Linked DNA regions of Homo sapiens: region 1 is linked to region 2. A link is a loop called in an ENCODE intact Hi-C map of the cell type or tissue named here. Cell type or tissue: ovary. All regions are shown on one strand. Each heading gives the region's core, and the rest is flanking DNA. Links, peaks and the distances in the headings are about the cores only.

What was found. A loop is a pair of places that touch in the nucleus more often than their neighbours do. Peaks named below come from ENCODE experiments on the same cell type or tissue, not always from the same donor. Only the 100,000 strongest peaks of a DNase experiment are listed, where the experiment ranks them.
Region 1: it touches region 2 in a loop (5-fold over the local background); 4 of 110 quality-filtered maps call a loop at or near these places.

What each region holds. Positions count from the first base shown.
Region 1 is chr22:32,674,482-32,687,229 of GRCh38, reverse strand. All of the region lies in intron 6 of SYN3 (synapsin III), which reads left to right. Among named protein-coding and RNA genes, the nearest start is that of SYN3-AS1, 110 kb to the right of the region's middle. In ovary, for the core only: no CTCF peak of the experiment used is centred there; no DNase peak of the experiment used is centred there.
Region 2 is chr22:32,737,862-32,750,609 of GRCh38, reverse strand. The region is part of intron 6 of SYN3 (synapsin III); the gene reads left to right. Among named protein-coding and RNA genes, the nearest start is that of TIMP3, 57 kb to the left of the region's middle. In ovary, for the core only: no CTCF peak of the experiment used is centred there; a DNase peak (open chromatin) is centred at 5,087.

The sequences.
Region 1 (12,748 bases), core at 1,709-9,708, 63 kb after region 2:
GATTGCACCATTGCACTCCACCTGGGCGGCAGAGCGAGAATTCCGTCTCAGAAAATAAAAATAAAAATAAATAAATAAATAAAAACAAGACCTACTGGGTATTCATGTTTGATAAGTACCAAGGAGAACACTCAGCCTGGGCACCTGGGGCAGTGCTGGCACCAGTTTTCTGAGATGGAGAAAGCTATAGGAGGGGAGAGGTGATGGCACTGCAATGGTCAGTTCTGGTCTGAGAAGCAACAACTCCTCTTTGCTCCACTTCCAGCTCTGCTGATATTTAGTTGTGTGACTCTGGATAAGGCATTTCATAACATCAAAATCAAATGGAGCGGCTGGGCCAGGTGCAGTGGTTCACGCCTGTAATCCCAGCACTTTGGGATCCTGAGGCAGGCGGATCACCTGAGGTCAGGAGTTCAAGACCAGCCTGGCCAATGGTGAAACACCATCTGTACTAAAAATACAAAAAATTAGATGGACGTGGTGGTGGGCGCCTGTAATCCCAGCTACTTTGGAGACTGAGGTAGGAGAATCACTTGAACCCGGGAGTGGAGGTTGCAGTGAGCCGAGATCATGCCACTGCACTCCAGCCCAGATGCAGCAGAGCGAGACTGTCTCAAAAAAAAAAAAAAAAAAAAAAAATGGAGGAGCAGCTGGACTGGAAAATCTGTAGCTCTCCTTTCAGCACCAAACTCAATGGCTCTAGAGCAGGCATTTCAAATGGGTGACTTGGGAAGCTGGATTCAGGAGGCATGGAGTGGTTTATTTGACCCACACATATCAGTGTGGTAAATCCCCATAGCAATCTAAATCTCTGACTTTTCTTGAAAAAAAAAAAAAAGGAGATGTAGAAGATGTACAACACTCAGTCTACGTCAGATCCCCACATGGCGATGGTCGGCAGAGTTGAGTGGCAGCTGTCACTGCAGGATACAGACTCTCCTCCTGCTCCAGGACCCTCATCCCCTTCCACTCACCCACATGCCCCACATGACACCTGTTGAGGATAATACCCTTTTTCTATATAATGATAAGAGAGTAACTCAAATCATCAGTTATTTCTCAAGCTTATCCAACCCATATTCGCTAAATTATTCCTTTTCAGATTAAAAAGAAATAAAAAAGAACAAGAAAAATAAAAATTAACATTATAAAAGCCTCTTGTAATTCCAATACCCAGAGAAAATCGCCATGAAATTGGGGTGTGTTTCCTGCTAGTTTTGCTTGATAAAATTGGGATCATATTAAATGTGTTTTTTAATGACTTTTTTCTCACTAATACTATAACAGGCACATTTTCCCATCCTATTAAAAATTCTTTGGAAACATAATTTGGAAAGACTATATAATTTGCTGAATAATTTAAGCAATTATTCCACCATCATTTCTTAAATTTGTAGATACATCTCAACTCTGATTATTTCTTAAGACAACTTCTTAGAAATGGGATGATGAGGTCAAGGCGAATGTTATACAGTATTGCATCAGTTAATGACTGGGTTATGTCCTGAGCAATGCATCATTAGCCAATTTCGTCATTATGTGAACATCACAGAGCGCACTTACACAAACCTGGATAGTCTAGCCTACTACACACCTAGGCTAGATGATACAGCCTGTTACTTCCAGGCTACAAACCTATGCAGCATGCTATGTACTACTGAATACTGCAGGCAGTGGTACCACATTGGTATTTGTGTATCTAAACATAGAAAAGGTACAGTAAAAATATGGCCACAAGATAAGAAGTGGTACACCTGTATAGGGCAGCTCCATTACAATCTTGTGGGACCACTGTTGTATATGCGGTTCATCACTGACTACAGTGTCGTTATGTGGCACATGACTATATTTCTGAGGCTTTCGAAGTGTTGTCAAATTGCCCTCCAGAAAGTTTGTTCTCACTTTCATCATTCATCTTGCTAATTTTGGGATGTTATCACTTTAGAAAAACTCCTTGAAGAAGTTTTCCAGGTAGGGATATAGGAATCACCTGAGGAAACCCTGCTGTCAACAGAAACCCTACCTTGTGTTTGTAGAGCAGGAATTGTCAAAGTTCTTCTGTAAAGTCCAGACAGTAAATAGAATGGGAAAATGCCCTTGACATAATGTTACTTTTCTGCTTGCCGGCCATAAAGTCTGTCACCTGGCTCCGCTGCTGTAGTGTGAAAGGAATGTAGCCATATATAAACAATGGGGCATGGCTGTGTCCCAATAAAACTTGGTTTATAAAAAAAGAGGCAGTGGACCATATTTGGCCCATGAGCCACAGTTTGCCAATTCCTACTTTATCTCATTTCGTCCTCCCAACAATCTTGAGAATTAGATAGGGCAGGAAATGAGTGTGCCTGTTACACTGATAGAGAAATTGGGGCTCAGAGAAACCAAGTAACTTTTTGACGGTCACACTGCTAGTAATTGGAAGAGCCGGAACTTGAACCCACATTTTCTGACATCTGTTTTAGAGCTCTCTTTATTGCATTATGAGCCCCTTTTCATGAACGTGTAGCAGTGACAGTTAAAAAGCCATGAATGTAAAAAACATCCAAGGCATTTTGCCAAATGCATGGTGTGCTTGAGGGCTCAGAGTTCAGCAAGGGGAATCCTAATTCAATGCTTTCAAGTGCAAGAAATTGCTCTGTAGAGTGCCTTGCATTGTAAAGAGTTAGTGTTAATGCAATGTTTGACAATGATGTGGTTGCTGTTTTAGAAAAGAGCTTGGTGATGGTGGAAGGCAGCTGAATTAATAAACTCCTTCAAATGAAATAAGAAAAAACCCAACTCCAAGTAGTTAAGAGAAAAAGGAAAGTCATTGTTTTTGTTTCTTAGAATTCCAGGGCCAATGGCTTCAGGCACAGCTGGATCTAGGACCTGAAATGATGTCATCAGGGCTCTATCTCTGTCTCCTCTCTCTGCTCTGCTTGTTCCTGCTTCATTATTTAGATTAGATCACTTTATGTGGTAGACAAGAAGGCTTCTGCAAGCTCCAACTGTGTTCAAAAGAAAGGAAGACTCACTCTCCTAACGCCTTATTTCAGTATTTCACAGAAGAACTGTGATCGTCCCTTCTTGGGTCATGTTCCCCCACTGGATCAATCATTGTTCCTGGGAGGGATGCAGCACTCTGATTAACCACTGTTGTTTGGGAATCTATGCATCATATTTGATGCTCAATTGGGATCACATGGGTGGGATAGGAATTGTTCCTTTTAGGAATGAATACTAGTGGACCAAAAGTCCACGAATGCAGCAAAACAACAATCTGAAGAGACTTGCATCCATCCATTCAGTGAGGGCCCCAGTAGCAAGAGAACCTAAGAATTCTCCCAGAAACTGCAGTGTTAGCTTGCTTGCTAGTGTACTTCTAGACTATGAGGGGAAAGTAGAGAAGGGTATTGTTATGGGTTAAATTGTATTCCCCCCAACACACATAAAAAAGGTAAGGACAATGACATCTGCAAGGACACTATTTCCAAGTAAATACTTCCTTCTGAAGTACTGAGCATTAGGACCAGCATGAAGACATCTTATAGATGTCACCACAATATCACTGTTGTCCTTATAGAAGACGGCCATGTGAAAATAGAAACACACGGGATCACCATGTGGTGACAGAGGCAGAGACTGGAGTGACACAGCTGTAAGCCAAGGAACGCCAAAGATTGCCATCAACCACCAGAAGCTAGGAAGAGGAAGCCCCTACTTATTTCAGACTTCCAGCCTCCAGAACTGCGAGAATACATTTCTGCTGTTTTTAAACCACCCGATCTGTGAAGCAGAGCTACAGGAGCCCTAAGAAACAAGCATTCCAGGCAGAAGAAATGGCACCAGGAAGGAGCTGAGGGCATAAAAAGTATGGCCATGGAAGCCTAGAGAGGAGAGAGTTCTAAGGAGGAGGGGTTTGGTCAGCCTGATCACCTACCCCAGGAAGGGGGAAGGCAATTAAGAGGCAGAAAATGTCATCAACATCATCTCCTGCACTGCCCCCCACCCCGCTCCCCTCCGCAGAAGAAAGAGCAGGACCACACCATTGATATGGTCATGAATTATTTCACTGGCATGACACAAACAAGCTCACTCCATCATCACTTGCTGTGAGTCACCATCTGGCATTTTATTGGCTGAGCTTCTTGCTCCTCTGCAACCCGCATCACACCTATTTGTCCACTCTTGCATGGATGACCTTCCAGTTCTTGGAGGAAAGACCCTAATGTAGATATTTTCAAGAGCTTGGCTCTTCCAGGAAAAGTGGCCACAGGTGCCTGGCTTCAGGTGCCCTATGCAAATGTTTATTCTTAACGGAATGTGTCACAGCTAGCCTCACCAAGGCACCTTCCAAGGGCATATCTGCTAAATGATAACACATGGGTACCACAGGAGAGCTCTGTCTGGGCTTCTCCAAGAGTTTCTTCGTGTGCCTTTACAAGGGCATGTGCCTACCTGCAGTCCAGGCATCCACCCTATTGGTGAAAAATAACATCACCCAGAATAAATACTGATTCGTCAAACGCTGTGCAATAAAAACCTTCTCTTCTTTCTACTCAAAGCCTCATTTACATCCAGCGATGTCAAACTACTTAAACAACTTAACTCCAATCCAAGTGCTGGGACTAATAAAGATCAGATGGGGTCTAAAGAGATAATGTATATGAAAGCCTAGCACCCTCTGGGTGCTCCGTAAATGCTACTGCCCTTCCTCCCTGGCTTCCAGGGCCTTCCACCCTAGAAGGGGATGAGTCGTCCTACATCTAATTCCTGGGTGACTGCAGTAATCTCCAGACTGGTGTCCCTGCTTCCTCCCTTGCCCTTATCCTTATAGTCTATTCTCAATACAGCAGCCAGAGGCATCTTGCAAAATGTAAGTCAAATCATGTCACTCCTCTGTTCAAGATCCTCAAAAGATCTTGGCTCTCAACCAGTCTCTCAGTCTCTACACGATTGATATTTGGAGCTGGATAATTCTATTTTGTGGGGGCAGACTTGTGCATTGTAGGATGTTTTGCAGAATCCCTGACCTTTGCCTACTAGAGGCCAGTAGCATCCCACCCCCACTCCCAAGTTGTGACAACCAAAAATGTCTCCAGACATTGCCCATATCCCCTGGGGTCAGAATGGCCCCTGGTTGAGAACCACTCCTCTCCACCCTCTGCAACCCCTGCTGCCCCTCATCTCCCGTGCCCTCTCCTCCCTCACTTCACCAAGCTACATCGTCTTTCCCCAATCCCACATGACTAACTCTCTTACCTCTGCTAAGTCTCGGCTCAAACATCACCATCATAATGTGGCTTCGTGACAGCTGTATTTGAAATTGTGTCCACCATCCCATACCTCCAGGACTCTCTATCCCACTTGCCCTGCAGTTCATTTCATACCTCTTTTTACTTTCTAGTACTTCATAACTTGTTTTATCTATTGATCGTTTTTAGTATGTCTCCCACAACTAGAATATAACTATCTACATGCCTTCATGGGCTTTTGTTTGCTATATCCACTAATGTGTTCTGAGTGCTTAGAACACTGCCTGGTGCATAGGAAGTGTTTGCAAAATATTTGTTGAATAAAGTGAGGTACTATTGTGAATGGTGGATTGAGTCAGCAGCTGCAACAGCCAAATAGGGTGGAGAAAGCACTGTCTTCCTGGTCAGGTGAGCTGAAGTCCAGTCTTGCCCTGGTCACATACTGACCAGGAACCTCAGCCTCTCTGAGTCGTGGTTTTCTCATATGGTAAATGGGATCATATGTGTGTTCCATGGCTGTTGAGAAGATTAGAGGACATGTAGGTGAAAGTGTATCTAGAACAAATCCAGGCACAAGGTAAATATCCAGACATTGCCAAATATCCCCTGGGGCCAAAATGGCCCCTGGTTGAGAACCATTCCTCTATACCCTCAAACCTGCCAGGCAAGCCATTTGGCACTATCCCTGACCTTTGTCTACTAACTCGATGCCAGTAGCATCCCACCCCCCACTCCCAAGTTGTAACAACCAAAAATGTCTCCAGACGTTGCCAAATATCCCTGGAGGTCAAAATGGCCCCCTGGTTGAGAACCACTTCTCTACACCCTCTGCAACCCCTGTCGACTCTGCCACCTCATCTCCCATACTCTCTCCTCCCTCACTTCACCAAGCTACATCACCCTTCTTGCCATTCCTTGAGCCTGCCAGGCAAGCTCCCACCTCCCTTATCATGGCAAGTGATATGTGAAACATAGAAAAGATTGATTGTGCTGAGCTTTAAATAAGAAGTAGAATTTAACAAGTGAAGATATGTGGAGAAGGGGAGGAATCACATCTTGCTGAGTTTCACAGCTTTCTTCTAGAGCATAGAAAAAAGTCAGCCCAGCCTGCATTTCTGGAGCTGGGACATTTGATGTTAGCAATAGCCTAGATATATGGAAGGAACCTCAAGAGAGAGGAAAAACTAAGTTTGGAAATCCTTTGATTTTTGACTTTAGATGTTGACTTTGAAATATGCCATGAACATAAAAGAGAGGATAATGAATGGAGTTGGACTTGTAGCTTGGCACTGAAATTTACAACTCTGAACAAATAGGAAATTCTGAATCCAAAGGATGAAACCTACTAGCAAGTTGAGTACACAGGATTGCCTTCTGGAACAGGGAGTCAACCTAGATCTAAGGAGGCTTTGTTGGGCAAACCAGGTAAACCAGTTGGCCAGTCTGTGCAAGCAACGGTGTGAGAGTGCTGTCAGCCAGATCCCATCCCATTCAACAAGGTGTCTTGATTTGAAAAACACACTGAACTAGATGCTGTGGAATACAGACAAAATTAGAGCATGACCTCTGTCCTCAAAGAGTTGACAGTCTTCTGGGGAAGACAAACAAGGGAAAAACAAACAGTACTATCAAGTAGAATTAAACAAGTGCATGAATTCAGGCAGAGGCAAAGGGTATGGGAGCACAGAGAAGGGAGTGCATAATTCTGCCATAAAAAGTCAAAGGAGACCACATGGAGAAAATTGAATTTGAGCTGGAGCCACAGAAAAGGAAAGAGAATATCTGAGGATGTGGCTAGAATGAGAGATTTATCCAAGGCACCATGGCGAGCTGTAGTTTAGAAGTAAATAAAGAAGGACTTTTAGAAGTAGAAATCAATAATTATTTATTCATTCGATTACAGAATATTACCTGAACCTCTATTACATGTCAGGCATTGAGGTGCTGAGGACATAAATAAAGCAGACTAGGCTCTGCCCTCATGGAGTTTATATTCTAGTGGGAGAAACAGAGAAGAAAGATATAGACAAGGTAAATAATCAAGGTAATTTAGTAAAATAAGCATGAAGAAAACTACTGTGGAAGCTGTAAGGGATAAATTTCCAAAATATATAAGGAATTCCTAAAACTCAATAGCAAAAAAAAAAAAAAAAAAAGCCAAAAAACAAACCTCACCCAGTTTTAAAGTGGGCAAAAACCTTGAATAGATATTTCTCCAAAGAAGACATACAAATGGCTAACAGATATATGAAAAGATGCTGAACATGGCTAATCATTAGGAAACAAAAATCAAAACCACACTGAGATATCACCTCACACCTGTTAGGATGTTAGGATGGCTGTTATTAAAAACAAAAGTGTTGATGAAGCTATGGAAAAATTAAAATACTTACACACTGTTGGTAGGAATGTAAAATGGTGCAGCTGCTACAGAAGACAGTATGGAAGTTCCTTAAAAAAATAAAAGTAGAACTACCGTATGATCCATCAATCCCTCTTCTGGATATATATCCAAAAGAATTGAGATCAGGATCTCAAAGAGATACCTTCACTCTCATGTTCATTGCAGCATTATTCGTAATAGCCAAAATATGGAAGCAACACAAAAGTCCATCGACAGATGAATGGATAAAGAAAATGTGGTATTGCCAGGCGCGGTGCTCATGCCTGTAATCTCAACACTTTGGGAGACCGAGATGGGTGGATCATGAGGTCAAGAGATCGAGACCATCCTGGCCAACATGGTGAAACCCTGTCTCTACTAAAAATACAAAAATTAGCTGGATGTGGTTGTGGGTGCCTGTAGTCCCAGCTACTCGGGAGGCTGAGGCAGGAGAATCACTTGAATTTGGGAGGCGGAGGTTGCAGTGAGCCAAGATCGCACCACTGCACTCCAGCCTGGGTGACAGATCGAGACTCCATCTCAAAAAAAAAAAAAAAAAAAAAAGAAAGAAACAAAGAAAAAAGAAAATGTCTTCTGCTCATACAATGGAATATTATTTAGCCTTAAAAAAAGAAAAAATCCTGATATTTGTTACAACATGGATGGATCTGGAAGACATTATGCTAGGTGAAATAAGTCAGCTACAGAAAGACAAACACTACATGATTCCCCTTATATGAGGCATCTAAAATAGTCAAAGAAATAGAGTAGCAGTTAAATTTCAGAGTTTAAAAAAGAAGAGCCAGCAAAGAATATGAAGGAAGAGAAGAAAAACCATAAGAGTTGTCCTGTCACACAAGCTGAGATGAATAGTGTTTTGCAAAGGAGAGGATGGCTCCTTAGTCAAATGCTTCTGATGAAAGAAGAAAGAGGAGGAGGAGGAGGAAGAAGAGGAGATGGAGAAGGAGAAGGAGAAAAAGAGGAAGAGGAAGAAGAGGAAGAAAGAAGGAGAAGAAGGAGAAGAAGGAGGAGGAGAGGAGGAGGAAGGAGGAGGAGGATGAAGGAGGAGGAGGAGGAGGAAGGTCTTTCAACGACAAGGATGATCTTAGTAAGAGTACTTTCAGTGAAGCTGTGGGGACAGATATGTGGTTAGAGTTTGTTGTCCTGCCTGGACTAATTGTTGAGGGACCTTGCCTGGATGTGGCTGGGGCGTTCTGTGTGATCTGACATCACACATTTGGAGAGAAGTGGGAATAGACAGGAGAGATTCAGAAAGGAAAAGGGACATCTGAGAGCCCACAGTGAGTTTGTGCTAGACTGGACTGGGCCGCAGGTGCCTGGATTCTCCTGTCCAATGTTCTGCTTCACTCCATTGACTGGACTTCCATTCTAGAGTCAAATTCATTTCCACCTTTTCTGTAAGGCTGTGACCATTACAACACCCAATCCCAGCCTGAATTCAGCCACGAATCTCCCCAGATTGGGCCAGTTCCTAAAGATGCCTATCCAATTGCCAAATCAAACTCTCATTCCAACCACACCTACTATTCAGCTCCTGGGAACTTCCTGCCTCCCTCTGAGGCCTCACCTTCCTCATGACACTCCAGCAGAACTGAGCTCTTTGTAGTTCCCTAGACATTATTTACATCTCCTTACCTTTGACCATGCTGTGTCTTCTGCAGGGAATCCCTTGCTCTGAATTCCTATCAACATACATGCCTATCTGTGTACACACACACACACTTCTCTCCAGCTTGCTTTTCACTCAATCTTGTGTCTTTTTTTATTTTATTATGATTATTTTTTTTTTCCGAGAAGGAGTCTTGCTCTGTCGCCCAGGCTGGAGTGCAGTGGTGCGATGTCGGCTCACTGCAAGCTCAACCTCCCAGGTTCATGCCATTCTCCTGCCTCAGCCTCCCGAGTAGGTGGGACTACAGGCGCCCGCCACCACGACCGGCTAATTTTTTTTTGTATTTTTAGTAGAGATGGAGTTTCACCGTGTTAGCCAGAATGATCTCGATCTCCTGACCTCATGTTCCACCCGCCTTGGCCTCCCAAAGTGCTGGGATTACAGGCATGAGCCACCGCGCCCAGTCAATCTTGTGTCATTTTGATATGACTCTAATTTGTTTCTTTCAATGGTTTCAAAATATTCTTTGATGTGATTGAGCCACAATTTATTCCACCAGTCCCCTACCAATGAGGATTTATGGTATGCACACTGCCCTGCAGTCTTCCATGAACAATGGTACAGTAAACATCCTAGTACAGATGTGTTACATACTAGCGCATTTGGAAGGGTCTTCTTCCCCTGGCACACTCCTCGAAAGCTGGATAGAGGATCACTGCTTCTGAAAAACTCATCACCGATTACCCAGAAAGAGTGAATTCCTCCTTCCTCTAAGCCTCCTTAATCCCAGGTGCTAGAGCATTTTCAGGGGTATGTCAAAGCTTCTGGTAAGCTCCTCCAGGATAGGAACAGCGTTATCCATCTCTGAAGCCCCTGAGTCTAGCATTGCGTCTGCCACAACATGTATGTCCAATATGTATGTGTTGAGTTTAATTGCAAAGAATTTGAGCTTTGAAACCATACTGATTAGACTTCAAATTGTCGTGGTTCTGTCACCAGCCTCTGAGCTTTGTTTTCTCACCTGTAAAGGGGAAGAATAATTCCCAAGTGTGCATGGTTCTCAGAAGGATGTGATGACATCATGTAGAGCTGGCCGCACAAGGCCTGTCACGTGGGTGCCATTTGAAAATGGAAGCTGTTGGCTGGGCACAGTGGCTCACGCCTGTAATCCCAGCACTTTGGGAGGCCGAGGTGGGCAGATCACAAGATCAAGAGATTGAGACCATCCTGGCTAACACGGTGAAACCCCGTCTCTACTAAAAAAAAAAAAAACAAAAAATTAACCGGGAGTGGTGGTGGGTGCCTGTAGTCCCAGCTACTCGGGGGGCTAAGGCAGGAGAATGGCGTGAACCCAGGAGGTGGAGTTTGCATGAGCCAAGATCGTGCCACTGCATTCCAGCCTGGGCAACGGAGCGAGACTCTGTCAAAAAAAAAAAAAAAAAAAAAAAAAAAAAGAAAGAAAAGAAAAGAAAGAAAATGGAAGCTGTTATGATTGGTGTTTGTCTGGAGAAGGAGGCTACACTGAGACTTTGCACTGGCACAGGGCCCTGTCCACACACCTCCGGGCTTCTGCAGATAGGGAAACTCCCTAGGACAAGCTGGCAGTTCTGACAAATGCCCAGATAAATCTTGCTGGTGCCAAGCTGTCTGGGACCTGTTGCCTCTGCCCAGCTCCTTCCAAATACCCAGGCCCTTCCCTGATGAGATGACTGGCTTCCAGCCCTGGGATACGCCTTAATGAACCAGCATTGTGGACATCACCCAGAACTTCTCTGCAAGTGGACACACTGTGAAGGCAGGAGGCTTGATGAAAGACAGTATTTCTTTCAATATGCGTGCTCAAGGGCAGGGGCTGGGAGGGCTCCTCAGGGGAGATCTTGGGCCAGTATCATCTGAGATACCTTTCAGGTAGTCTTCATCCTCAGAGTTCATCCTGGGGCTGGAAGAGTGCTCTGGACCACTGGATAGGGGATTGACCACACAATGACAGTTTGGATGAGAGCTGAACAATGTCTTCAAGACAGATATTTCCTCCAGTTCACCTGTGGTCCTCATGCAACAACAACCAGCAGGACACCTGGGCTCTGATTAGGTTTCTGGCCATCATGGGGCTCCTAGGGCAAAGGGGAAATTCTTCCCCCTCACTGGGTCCCTGTCTGTGATCTCGCCTCCCGCTCACCACTTGCTAGCTCAGGGAGACTTTCATCAAGTTTGCAGTGAGAAGAAAAACAACAAAAGCAGGCAACTGAATCTGTCAGCCTTCATGCAGCTTAGCTGGCTTTTAGCTTAATAATCAGAAAAGTGGCACCTTTGATTTCAGATTCCATAGTAACTTCCTTCCCCCAGAGCAGTGACTCATCTCTCTAGAGGGTACCCTTGGGTGAAAGAGAAGAAACGTGTTACTCTGGGGCTGGGGTGGGGTGCAGAGTTGCAGGAGGCACTTTTTAATAACGTCTCCAGCATCAGCCCAGCACACCAGATGCCAGCTGTTCTCCCAGTGTCTCCAGAATCACCCCAACCTAAGATGCCATGTCCCAGGCAGCTGAACAATAGCCCTAGGTTGCTGCACTCTGATTCCAGGAGAGGATGTGGCAAGCACCTGCTCCTGGCTCTCCCTTCTCAGATTTGGTGGTGGTTTTGAAAAGACACTAAGCAGGGACAGGGTTGTGTTAGGTGAGGGTATTTTGTCAGGTCTGGAAGATATATGACAAGGCTTGCAGGTGGATGGTAAATTAACAAACCCACAAGATGATACTTCCTGCTGACTGTCCAGCCAGGTCAGGGGCCAAAGAAAGTTCTCCGGCCCATTTGGACTCTTACCAAGCCTAGAGGCCTCCTGGGACATTGCAGAGTTTTCTCTCTACCCTTAGTTTCTGTTTCAACCACATTTGTTTCTTCCATGAAACAAGAGCTCAGACTAGAGGGAAAGTGGCCTTAGATTCAGACAGAACTTTGTTCAGTCTTTGGCCCGGCACAGCTGAGGTGTGTGACAAGGGGTACATCTGTTACCTCTCTGAGTCTCAGTTTCTGCATGAGTCCAACTATAATCATATCAGGATCTCCTCCATAGGGTTTCTGTGATGATTAGATGAGATAATGGATATAAAGCGCCTGCAAGTTTTGGTGTCTGGTACACGTTAACGTATCAATCTAAGCTAGTGATGATACCCATGCTGATGATGACAATGAAAGTTATTAAGCCATCATGGTGTATTGCCTTGTTTATCATCTAGGGCGTGTACTTTACATACCTATGTGTGCATACATATGCCATTATCCCTCTTCTCTCCATTCTGGTCATCTGCACCATCTTAGACACCCTTTGATCAAAAGGAATGATGAAACCAGAGTGACGTTTCTGTGACATATCAAAGGGATCCAATTATCCCATTTCACTGATTGGAATGGTAAATCCTCCCAATCCTGTACCTGTAGCCACCATCATTTTCCCATTCAACAAACATTTTCTGTGCATCTCCTGTGTGTCAGGCATTATTCTAG
Region 2 (12,748 bases), core at 1,863-9,862:
GTGTAGGTCACCCTTCTAGCACTCCACCCCATCCAGTGGCCCCATCCCACAAAGAGTCTAAGTCATTGCCATGTCTGACAAGGTGCTACATGATCTACACCCGCTGCCACCTGTACACCACCGTTATTTCTCAGACCTCATCCCCATGATGCAGAAGGGGTTTAGGCAATAAGAGCTCTAATAGATATGAAGCCCTGGCTGTCGTCTGAACACAACAGGTGTGCTCCAAGTTCGAGGCCATTGCCCTTGCCCTTGCCCTGAAACAATCTTCTCCCAGATGTTCATATGATTCCGTCCCACACCTAGTTCAGATTTCTACTCAGATACTGCTTTCTCATAGAGGGCTTCCCTGGCTGCACTGTTGAAACTTGAACCCATTCTAACCCATGGCGTTCTCTGTCCCCTTCTCTTGATTTATTTTTCTCTGTAGCTCATCTCCCAGCTAACATACAATATAGTGATGTATTTATGTGTCTGTTGCCTGTCTCCAACCACATCGATCTTATTCACCACCGTGTCTCTAGCACCTAGAACAGGACCTGGCACTTAGTAGGTGCTTACAGAATGAATTTGTAAAAGATACCACTCTTGATATTGACCCTACGTCTACCCTCCTTCAATCCTGGCTCATGGCCTTGAACTCTACTAGTAGGCACTGACTCCTACTGCACTTAGGGAAGGCATCAGACTCTCATTCAAACAGACCCCTATCTAGCCCTGACTCATTACCATCCAGAGGAGCTTGGCATGCTAAGTTTGACCTGGAACTATTCTCCTCACTCTTCCTTCCAACCACAGTTCAGTCTCTACCAAATGAATATTTATCATTGCCAGAGAGGGCTGGGTTAGAGTTTAGACCAACAGCACTGCAAAGCAGGGATCTTCAGAGAAGACTAATGCCGTAGACTGAATGTTTGTGTCCCCCCTACAAAATGTATATGTTGAATTTTTGTTGTTGTTGTTGTTGTTGAGATGAAGTCTCATTCTGTCACCCAGGCTGGAGTGCAGTGGTGCGATCTTGGCTCACTGCAACCCCTGCCACCCAGGTTCAAGCAATTCTCCTGCCTCAGCCTCCCGAGTAGTTTGTATTACAGGCACCCATCATCGTGCCCGGCTAATTTTTGTAGTTTTTAGTAGAGACGGGGTTTCACCATCTTGGCCAGGCTGGTCTTGAACTCCTGACCTCACGATTCACCCGCCTTGGCCTCCCAAAGTGCTGGGATTACAGGTGTGAGCCACTGAGCACGGCTATATGTTGAAACTTAACCTTTGAGGTAATGGATTTGTGTGTGTATTTTGGGGTGGGGGGGGGGCTTTGGGAGGTGATTAGGTCATGAAGGCAGAGCCCTCATGAATGGGATTAATGCCTTTGTAAAAAAGACCCCAGAAAGATCCCCTGATGCTTTTGGCATTCGAGGACACAGTGAGCAGACAGTCGTCTATGAACCGAAAAGTGGACCCTCCCTGGACACCAAATTTGCCAACACCTTAATATTGGACTTCCTAGCCTGTAAAAGTGTGAGAAACTGTGTTTATGAGTGCCTCAGTCTTTGGTAATGTGTTACAGCTACCCAAGTGGATTAACACAGCCAAGCAGGGTCAGCTATTAACAGAGAGGGAATTGGGAGCGGGGGCAAAATGTCCCAGAGTTTCAATAAGCCCCAGAGGGAAACCCAGGAAACAGAACCCAAAAGTATCACCAGAATGGAGTTTTAGTCACTAGCTAAGCCAGAACCGTGCCATGGGTTGGCTCAGGAAGGCCGAGGGAGACAGAGGCCACAGGTGTTACTGGGGATACCTGGGGCAGAGACCAGGGGCTTCTAATGTTCCATCGTAGTTGGCCCCATGCCTTCTACCTTCTAGGGGCTACCTTCGTTCTGGTCGAGGATAAGACCTGAGTCCATCTCCCCACAACTGCGCTGTCCCCAGATTGGCAAGGGCACTTAGCAAACAGCTCAGTCTAACCACCTTCCAAGTTACATCATTATTTATCTACATGGCAGATAATGTTTCTAAATTTTGGCTGGATGCATGAAATAATGAATGAATTCTCCCATGCTCCACTCCAAGAAAAGGAAGAGGGGAAGATCAACTTTTTACTGTTGATGTAAGATACTCTTCACTGAACTCTGATCACACCCTTGCCCCCGACACCCTTTCTTGGTTTTGCCATTTTCTCTAAGGCAGTTGTTGTCAACCTTGTTTTATTGATGAGGAACCTGAAGCTCAGAGAGGTTGCTGTCTGTACAAAGTTATACAACTTACAGCTGGCAGAACCAGCATTTGAAACCAGATCTGTCTGACCCCAAATCCCATGCTCTTTCTCCTGGGCCACCCTCTCTTGAATGAAGAATTATAAGTATCTACTATCTGTTGGCCACTGCATTAAGATACCTCAGGTAGGTTGTTCTAGTTCATTCTTATATTATGAGACTCATATTAGGCCCTTGTTACAAGTGGGAAAACTGAGGTTTGGTGAGATTATCTACCTTTCCCAAGGTCATCCAGCGTCTAAGGTTCGGAGCTGGATTGGAACCTGGCTTTGTTTGACCCCAACACCAAGCTCTTTTCACTGCTCCACAATGCCAGGACACGAGGCCATGTCCAGGCTGGTGGACTCTTGGTGATGAGCTCAGGCTGCCAAGAGCAAGGCTTCTGTTTGCTTCACCCTTGGGATCATTAGTTTTATGCTGCTCCAGCTTTGCAGATAGTGGCCAGTGTACCTGTACTGACCAAGCCCAGGCAAGAATCAGGCATGAGTGGACAGGGCAGGCCCAGGACAGGTCAGTCTCCAAGTCTGGAGACACAAGGCCAACAACATGCCTCTCCACTGACACTGGTGCATGAGCTCATCGCTGGGCGCTGGAACCCACTCACTGCGTGGTTATTGCTTTGGTGTAAAGAATTAAATCTTAGCAGCATGGTGGGTGGTTCAGAGCTCAGACTCTGGAGTCTCACATCTTGGGTTCAAATCTAGGCTACTCATTGGCTTTATGATTTTTAGTTGGTTCCTTATTCCTTCTGAGCCTCACTTTCCTCATCTGTAAAATAGGGTTAGTAATAGAACTTGTCTTATAGGGTCATCGATCAGATTAAATATAATAATGTTGATAAAGGACTTACAACAAAGCACTTTACCGGTGTCCCATCAATAGCAGCCCCAATTGTGGTAATTTTTAAATATTGATGGGATGAGAAAGACAGAACAATTCATTAAGCTACCAATGAATGGGAAAATAACACAGACCCATGGACATCACCTCCCAATTTTTTTGTTTTGATTTGTTTTGTTTTGTTTTGTTTTTGGTCTTGGAAGAACACTGGACCTGAAATCTGAGGATTCAAGATTCAACTTCAAATCTGGCTGTGTGACTTCTGGCAAGTCACTTCGCCTCTCTCAGTCTTGTCCGACTTGTCTGAAAAAGAAAAATCGTGCTATTGAACTGCTCTACTTAGCCCTGGGATTCGCATGAGGCTCAAACAAAATGGTGTTGTGGAAATATTATGTAAAGTAGAAAATGCAGGAGAAATGCTAGCCATTGTGTTGAGGTAGTTCCCCTTTCTTGTCCCCCACCCCACCCAGGCTCCCTCCAGCCAGGGAGTCTACCTCCCGCCCTTTTTGGCTCTCAGCTGCCCTGGAATCTCAGTTGGCTCCCAGAAAGCATTTGGAGCACAGCACAAATTGTCTAAAGGTTGCTTCCAAAGCCTCCGGCGGCTAAGCCTGGCCCCAGCCCTTCCTCCTTGAAAATGTCTGGCTTAATGGGAAAGAATGTGGGCTGGCAATTCAGTCCCATTCAAGTCCACAAGCATCCACTGACCACCTGCAAATGCCAGGCCCTGGGCCCTGGGCACCTGGGGCTGAACAAGGTAGTCTCTGCCCTCAGGAGCTCATGGTCCAGTTAGGAAACAGTCATCTCACAGACAACCATAACACATGTTAGGGTAGCACTGGACTGGGGGCCCAGAGGAAGACACTGTACCTGTGCTGGAAGAATCAGAGAAGGCTTCCTGGAGGAAGGGACATCTGAGAAGAGCCCAACCCTCACCCAGTCACATCCAAATATGAAAGCCTTCATCCCATGGTGAAGCCTTCACCACACTAGCACCTCCTCATCCCTGTGGTCATGGGTTTGTCCACGCTTTAAGCTAAAGGTAGCTTTAAAATATTATTTAGTCCAGCTGTCATTTCAAAGAGACCCAGAGAGCTGAAGTGACTTTCTCATGGTTACCCAGCTGGATCTACTGAAAATATTGGGCATCTTTTATGTGAAGATTAATGTTTTCTTCTTGGGGATCCATTTCCAATCAGACCAACTGTCTGGGAAAGGGCACCAGCTGGTCATAAAAGTCAACCCAAAGGGGGATTCTTGGAGCTCCTTTTCTTCTGCCCCTTAGGCTGCAACCGTGGACCTGATCCTTGTGCAGCATCTCACAGTCTATGTGGGCTCCTGCAACCCGCTCAGTCCTCATAGCAACTCTGTGAACTGACCGTCACTTAACTTGTTTTACAGATAAGGAAACTGAGTTTGGACAACAATTCTTAAGAGGTGACTATGAAACTGAAAAATTGATTTCAAAAGTCAAAGAGCCCTGAGTCAACATCCAACTTCAAACTGGAAAGTCAATTTCATTACTTAGGAGTAACTGTTTCCTTGTCCTCTCCTCTTTTCTTTTATAAAATTGCCTTCTAAGCAGCAGGAATGACTGGTCGGCACCACGCTGGCTGGAGCGTCTTCTCTTTCCTGCCTTTTGATCCTGCCTCTGTCCTCCTCGCTCTCTTCCTGGCTTTCTGCCTCTATTCCTGTCTGCGTTTCTTTCTCCATATTGCTTTTTTCTCCCTTCTGCCTCTTATTCTCTCCCCACCTCTGTGTTTTTCTCTGCTCTCTATCTGGGTGTACGTGTCCGTTTCTCTCTCTGCCTCTGTCTCCTCTCTTCCCCTTCCCCTCCCAGGAAGGCTCTGCAGGTACTTGGAGGTGCCAAATACCTTTGCTGTGACTAACCCAGGGCCGTGCAGTGGCTGCGTCTTGCAGACCTCTCCGAGTTTCCAGTCACCAGTTCCCGGAGCAGTGGGAGGGGGAAGCTACTGAGGGAATCTGACAAGGCCCCTGCCCAAAGCTGCACATTCCCTGGACAAGAAAGGAAAGAGGATTACCAGAGAAGAGACAAACAGGAGGCATTGGTCAGTGACAGTCCGCCATCCACCCCCTCCACCCCCGAACATCTGGTTTGAAGACGGGTGGAGTCCCACCCTCCAGATGTGCGGCCTGAGGCTGAAGCAGCTGGCAGGAAAGACAGGCGGTGACTTCACAACCCACTTAAGCTGGGGGAGCTGAGGGTGTGCATGGGGAACAGGAGCCAATATCAGTGAAAGCAAAAGTCCAGGCTCTCCATCTGCTCTGGATGGGAAGCTGGGTGCTGGGAGCGCAGAGTTTAGAGAGAGAGAGACCCTCATCCCTGCTGGCTGGATTCAAATCCTGGCTCCTCCTGGTTCCTAGCAGTGAACTTCTGCACCACTGATTCCCTTTCCCAGCCCATCATTCCTAACCCGTCAGAAGAGTGCCGTTTCTTCCCTCACAGAGCCATCCTAACATTTTGATAAATGAAATCACTTCTCTGAAATGCCTAGCACAGAGTGCTGGGTGCCCCGTAAACATTGCTTTCCTTCCTTCACCTTCCAGAAAGTCTTCCTGGACAAGCCCGACTCCCCGGCTCTCCCACTCTCCTCTCTCTGCTCCCTGCCGGTCTCTGTGTGTCTTTTCTGCCTGGGTCTGCCCTCTTGTCAGACCACCCTGCTGCGTGGGCAATCGCCCACACCATCATTGTTCCTGAGCTTGCCCTTGGTGGTGGTGGTGGTGGTGTTAGTTCTCAGCGGGGTTTCTGCCCAACATCCTGTCTCCTTACCGACACAGTGAGCTGCTTCTCCGGGTTGACAGAGTCCTGCGGTAAGAGAGAGACACTCACAGTAGCATGTTGGGTGAAAGCATGGACTTGAGGGTCCACTAGACCCAAATTTGCATTTGACCGTCTCTTACTTATTAACCTGTGAAATGAAGATAAGGAGAGGATTGGGTTCTGAAGATTAAATAGATGAATTTCTTAGCACACTAGGCCCTCAGGAATGGTGACATTTAGCTATTATTACACGGCCTGTTAGCTCACTCGATACCCAGCATACTGTTAGGTAAGAAGCAGGCATTAATGAGTAGAGCTGGAATAACAGGGAACGGCTCTCATAGATCGCTTCCCGTTGGTGATTTGTCTATTACAATTTAGCTTGGACTGGGCTCCTGGGAGTGCCCAGTCTCTCAGACTCAGAATAATTTCTGGAATCATCTAGGTCTGCCATCCATTTCCACATTTTGAAGGGAAAAATGAGTCCCCAACGAGGGAAAGAGATTTGCTTAAACTTCTGGTAAACACGTTCATAGAGTTGTTTGTTCTCTATCAAAATGCAGAGAAGGTAGCATCTGCTCTTAACTCCTGAGGGCACTGATGTACAAGCCACTCTCTACAGTAGGTTTGCACTGAGAAGGGGGAGTGAGAGCAAGGGGTGGCCTGGGCACGAAAGGGGTCATCATCTCATGAATAATCCCTCCACCCGGCTGGTGTGGTACCTCTTATTCTCTCTGAAAATTCATTTGCTCAAGATCACGCAGGTAGTAGTGATGAGTCAGGATTCAAACCTAGGTCTGTTTGAGTCCAGAGCTGGGTTTTCCATGACACCTGTAGCCTCTGGAGGGAAACAGTTGCCACCAAGATGAAAAAGAGGCCCCCAAAAGGAGGCTTGGACCCCAGGAAGACCAACTCATTGCCTTCTGCAGTTGCCTCAGGCCGCCCAGTCTCCAGGAGGGAAGGAACAGGAGAGGGAGGAGATGTTGACCTCCCAGGCGGGCCTTCAAGCTCATCTGTGCAAATTAGAGTCCAAGGGGAGAGGCAGCTAAAGACAACTGTCACCTGAGCCCCAAGGATACTGACCACCCACCCTATCTAGCTCAGGTGGGCAAGTGGCTGGTGAAATTGCTAGAACTTACCTCTTCCCAAGACTTACCTCTTCCCAAGCAGGTGGGCAGCAGGCAGCATGGACGGTTGTCTCAGCCTTCAGCGTCTCCTCCACCTCTCTCTCTCCCTAATGCTCCCTCCCTCTCCTCTGTCTCCAACCTTTCTTTCCTTCCTCTGTGTCCACTGCCCCTGGTTAGAAGGGATTCTAGGCCACTAGCTGGCTCGGGGCACCAGGATGGCCCAGAATTGTCTGCAGAAGCCAGCCAAGGGTTGTTCCTTTATTTCCGTTCTGCTGGTGAGACATTGAATGTTCAGAATTGGAGCTGGGATACTAGGCATCAGATGACTGTGACATCTCACAAGGCCGCCCCCTTCCCCACCAGGGCTTAGGCATCCACTGGCAACTTCCTAGATTTCCCAAAGCCACATATGAATCATACATTTATACTCACTCAGGGGGTAACTGAAATAGCTAGTGTTAAAAAAATGCTGATTATCTCATATTGATCACTTGATTGGTAATTGGAGCAGTCTTCAATTACTTCAAGGTTTTCATTGATTTGTTATTATTCACTATTATTGAATGGACAATTCACCATGTTACTTTGGGTAAGTTACTTACTTTCTCTGATTTCTTCCCTATAAACGGAGGGCATCATACGTGATAGGGTCTTAGTGAGGATTTAATGAGCTAATACTTATAAAAGGCTTAGAACAGTTCCAGGGACCTTATAGCTATTCGTGTGAGCTGTTTTTGTTGCTAGTGTTGCTATTAATGGCGTGATAAGACGGAATATTTTAAAGCATACTATGCACAATGGGGAAAGTTGTTAATAACGTGGACTTCTGGTTGCTGAGGAGAAAACAAGGCCAAGGAGGTGAAATGGGAAGGCTGTAGGATAAAATGGAAAGAATATGGGCTTTGGACTCAGGCAGAGCTAAATTCACATCCCAGCTCATGTGCTTCCTCACTGGGTGACCTTGGCTGAATTGCTTTTCTACTCTGATCCTCTGTTTCCTTGTCTATAGAGTGAGAAAGAACATGTCTGTGCCTGGCAGAGACTAGGTATTCAAACAGCAGTGTCCTTGGTGTAAGATCCTCCCTTCATTTCCCATCCTCTCCCAACCATTCTTTTCCTTGCCTCCACTGCCAAGCCAGCGAGTATTGAAGCTCTGTGTTGAGCCAGGTCTTCTGTCCTGTTCTCTTCTTTTCCAGAGATTTCCATGAGATCCTATAAGAATCCAAGCTGAGACCTAGGAGTCATTCTGGGCTGTGTGACTAAGGGCTTGGTGCTTTATTTTGTATTTATTTACTTATTTATTTATTTATTTATTTACTTTGAGATGGACTCTGTCACTCAGGCTGGAGTGCAGTGGTGCGATCTTGGCTCACTGCCAGCTCCGCTTCCCGGGTTCAGGCCATTCTCCTGCCTCAGCCTCCTGAGTAGCTGGGACTACAGGCGCCCGCCACCATGCCCGGCTAATTTTTTTGTATTTTTTTAGTAGAGGTGGGGTTTTACCGTGTTAGCCAGGATGGTCTCGATCTCCTGACCTCGTGATCCGCCTGCCTCGGGCTCCCAAAGTGCTGGGATTACAGGTGTGAGCCACCGCGCCCGGCCAGGGCTTGGTGCTTTAACTTCCTGTCTGGAAAAATGGAAAGTGTTAAACTAGAAAGGTAAATACTTGGGTCAAATAACTAATTTCCTCTTTGCCTTATCTTAGTTAAGAGGAAGAGTTTGGAACCCTTTGGCTTGGGACATTTGACTGTAATCTGATTAATAATAGATGTTTGGGAAGATACTAGTTAAAGAGACCCTATGAGAAACTGATCTATAAAGTGAACACTGTCTCCCACTAATTTCGCTATTGACAAAGGTTTCTACTAATTCTTAGAGCTTGTCCTATGAGGAAAGGCACAGATTGGTATGGTATCGTGTTTAAGAATTGGGCTTTAGAGGGCAAGCACGATGGCTCACGCATGTAATCCCAGCACTTTGGGAGGCCGAGGCAGGCGGATCACGAGGTCAGGAGATCGAGACCATCCTGACTAACACAGTGAAACCCCGTCTCTACTAAAAATACAAAAAATTAGCCGGACGTGGTGGCAGGCGCCTGTAGTCCCAGCTACTCAGGAGGCTGAGGCAGGAGAATGGTGTGAACCCAGGAGGCAGAGCTTGCAGTGAGCTGAGATCACGCCACTGCACTCCAGACTGGGCGGCAGAGCAAGACTCTGTCTCAAAAAAAAAAAAAAAAAAAAAAAAAATTGGGCTCTAGAGCCAGAATGCTTGGGTCTGAATCCCAGCTTTGGCACCTTAGGCAAGTTGCTTACCTCTGTGTGCCTCAGTTCCCTCGTCTGTAAAATAAAGATAATAATATTACTGTGTGTGGCTGCATGTGGATTAAATGAGTTGACCAATGTAAAATGCTAAGAACAGTGCTCATGTCTGTAAGTACCAGCCTATTATTGTCAACTCTGCATCTCCCAGTGTTTTGGGGGAAGACATTTGGAACCTGTTCCTCATGCCCTGATCCAGTGTCTCCCTTTTCTCAGCCATCTGGAAATAAAATTAAGCCAAAGCCTAAATGGTAACATTTATCTACAGTGCCCACCCTACTGTGCCTCAAACCTTCTTTTGTCCCCATTGCCTGCAGCCCCCACGGGACTGCGATTTTCAGTTCTCAGAGAAGCCCAAGGTTGGAATGGACCATCAAGATCACCTCATTTGATCCTTCTTTGGATACTGGGATCTGTTGGCTAACATCCCTTCAAAATAGCCCTCCCATCTCTTCTCGAATGCCTCCAGTGGCAGAGAGCTCACCACCTCCTGGGCAGCCCACCTCATCTCTGAATGGCTGTAATTCAAGAAAAGGTCTTCTTGAACTGAACTCAAATCTGAGCCTGCAAAAGCATCCCAATCAGATCATTTCCCTGTTAGTTAACTTTCAGTCTTTCCTCATTGACCCCAGGGTTATGTCCAAACTCCTAAGACATCTGCAATTTCCAGCTGCATTTCTGCCCCCAAGTCTGGTATTCCAGCCACACTCTGCGTCTCACCTGTTTTTAAATGTTGTGCATCCTTTTACAACTCTGCTATTTTGCATATGCTGTTCCATCTCTCTTCCCTTCTCTGATTGGCAATCTCCTACACATTCTCTAAGATTCTGATCAAAACTCTTATTCTCCAAGAGCGTGACCAGTTCCCTCAAAGGGTTTCAGGGTTCCATTCCCCAAGCTTCTCCAGCACCTCTCATTTTTGTGCTGTAATCATCTGTTGATGTGCCCATCTCCCCAGTGAGTGGCAGCTCCTTATTCATGTTCCACATTGCACCTCTCGGGCCCAGTTTAGCACCTGCACAGAACAGTTGTCCAGAAAGTATTTATCTAGTGAATGAACAAGCACCAAATTGGCTGCTAATTACACCTGTTGGTGCAAGTTCCATTTTGAGTCTAACCCTCTTCACACACCTGCCCTTCAAATATTAGAAGACAGTTCTCAGGTCCCCTGAATCTTCTCTTCACCAGGTTAACATCCCTAATGCTGCCAGCATTTCCTTATATGATGTGGTTTCAAGTCATTCTTTACCTCTGTCACTCTCCTCTGGACAATTCCAGGGATTTAGCATCTTTCTCAATGTATGTCTTCCAAAGTTGAACCCGAGACTTCATAGTGGTCCGACATGTGTAGGGGGTGCAGCAGGACTATTCTTCACTTGTTCTGGGCTTGACGTGGCTCATAGCATGAAAAGAGCACTGGCATTAGAGCCAGCTACACATGGGCTCAAACTAATGTTGGCATCCATCAGCCATGTAACTAGGGGTAATACTCAAAATATTTAACAAATGACATGGTTCAGGAACTAACTAGTCAATTACAGCTTTGGAGCACAGTAAAAAAGCCCCTGCTGTGCCTGATGTTATCCTTTTGGTTTTTGGATCATGGGGTAGAGGTGGAGGTGGGGGATCAGGGAAGCAGCTAATTCTCAACCAACACACAATATCTGAACATTTTAACAGCTGGTACAGCCACACCTGTGTGGACCAGGTAGATATCAGTAATGGATACAACCAGATTAAAGTAACTTCAGTGCTCTGAGCCTCAGTTTCCTCATCTGTGAAATGGAGTTGAAGGTAGTAGCCACTGCTGGGGACTTTGAAGGGACACTGTATTACTTCATTTTCACACTGCTGATAAAGACATACCCGAGACTGGGTAATTTATAAAAAAAAAAAAAAGGGGGGGTTTAATGGACTCACAGTTCCATGTGGCTGGGGAGGCCTCACAATCATGGCGGAAGGCAAAAGGCACATCTTACATGGTGGCAGACAAGAGAGAGAATGAGAGCCAAGTGAAAGGGGAAACCCCTTCTAAAATCATCAGATCTCATGAGACTTATTTACTATCACGAGAACAGTATGGGGGAAACCGCCCCCCCCCTGTGATTCAATTATCTCCCACCAGGTCTCTTCCACAACACATGGGAATTATGGGATCTATAATTCAAGATGACATTTGGATTGGGACACAGCCAAACCCATATCAGACACAATAAGTAACATCCCCTCTTTCCTGCCAAAATTTCAAACCAATTAAGAAATAAGAAAAAAGAATGAGCAGATGGGAAAGAAAATATCACCTTTATTACATAAGAAAAGTTAGGCTGGAATATTCAGCTTATATCTGCAGGTGAGTGGGCTCCTACCTGAATGCAGGATTAGACCCACTCACCTGGGAGGTCCCAGACTCTGCTGGTCCAGGAGGGCCTCCCTCACCACCTAAGTCTCCAGCCTGATCTCTGTCACACACTTTGTGTTTCAGCTACACTGAGCTTTTAATGATCATTTTTTAAAATGCTAACTCCTCTCTTCTGATAATCCCATGTCTTTGCCTGCTGTTCTTTTATTCTGGAATGTTCTGTTTTCCCTTCTCTGGCTGGCAAATTCCTACTCATGCATTAATACTTGGTTCACACATCCCCTCCACCAAAACCTACCCCTGCCTGTGAACTTCAAGTGGGAGCCCAGGATGTCATTCCTAAGAACAACAGGAAGCCAACAGGGAATAACTGGAAGGGATTCATTTTTACAGGAAATCAGATATCAGGAAGCACTTTCTTCAAATTCAGAGTCATGCAGCAGGAGCTTCATCTTGGCGCTTTGCATTTGCCAGTGGGGAGAGGGAAGGATCCCACCTGTCAATTTCTTTTTCCTCTTTGAACGCTGTGTTTCTTGCTCATTGATGAAGTAAGTCTGCATTCTACTTAGTGACATCGTGTTCACACTCATGGGAACAGGCATTTGTCAGGCTTGTGCCTCTGCAGGTGTTATCTCTGGTAGTAGAGTCGCTTAGGGCTGAGAATCCTGCCTCCCAGAGAGAGTCTTTCCCTCATATGTTATTAACAAACCCAGAGCCCTCTTGAAACCACACATCTGATAAGTGCAGGTAAGCGACTAAAATGTAAGGACTTGGCAGATGTGGAGTGCTTAGCATAGTGCTTGGTACGGGGTCAACGTTAAACAAGTGGTGGTAGCTGTGGTTATGATGACCGTATTACTACCAGGATAATTGATAATTAGTTGCTACAACAGAAAAACCCTGGGAATCTCAGTGGCTTACCACAAGAAGATGTCACAATGTGAGATCTGATACGGGTCAGGCAGTCCTCCTGCATCTGGCCACCACATCCTCTGGAGCGCATGGCCTCCATGATCAGCATGGCAGAAAAGCAGAGCAATGTGGAGGAGGCACAT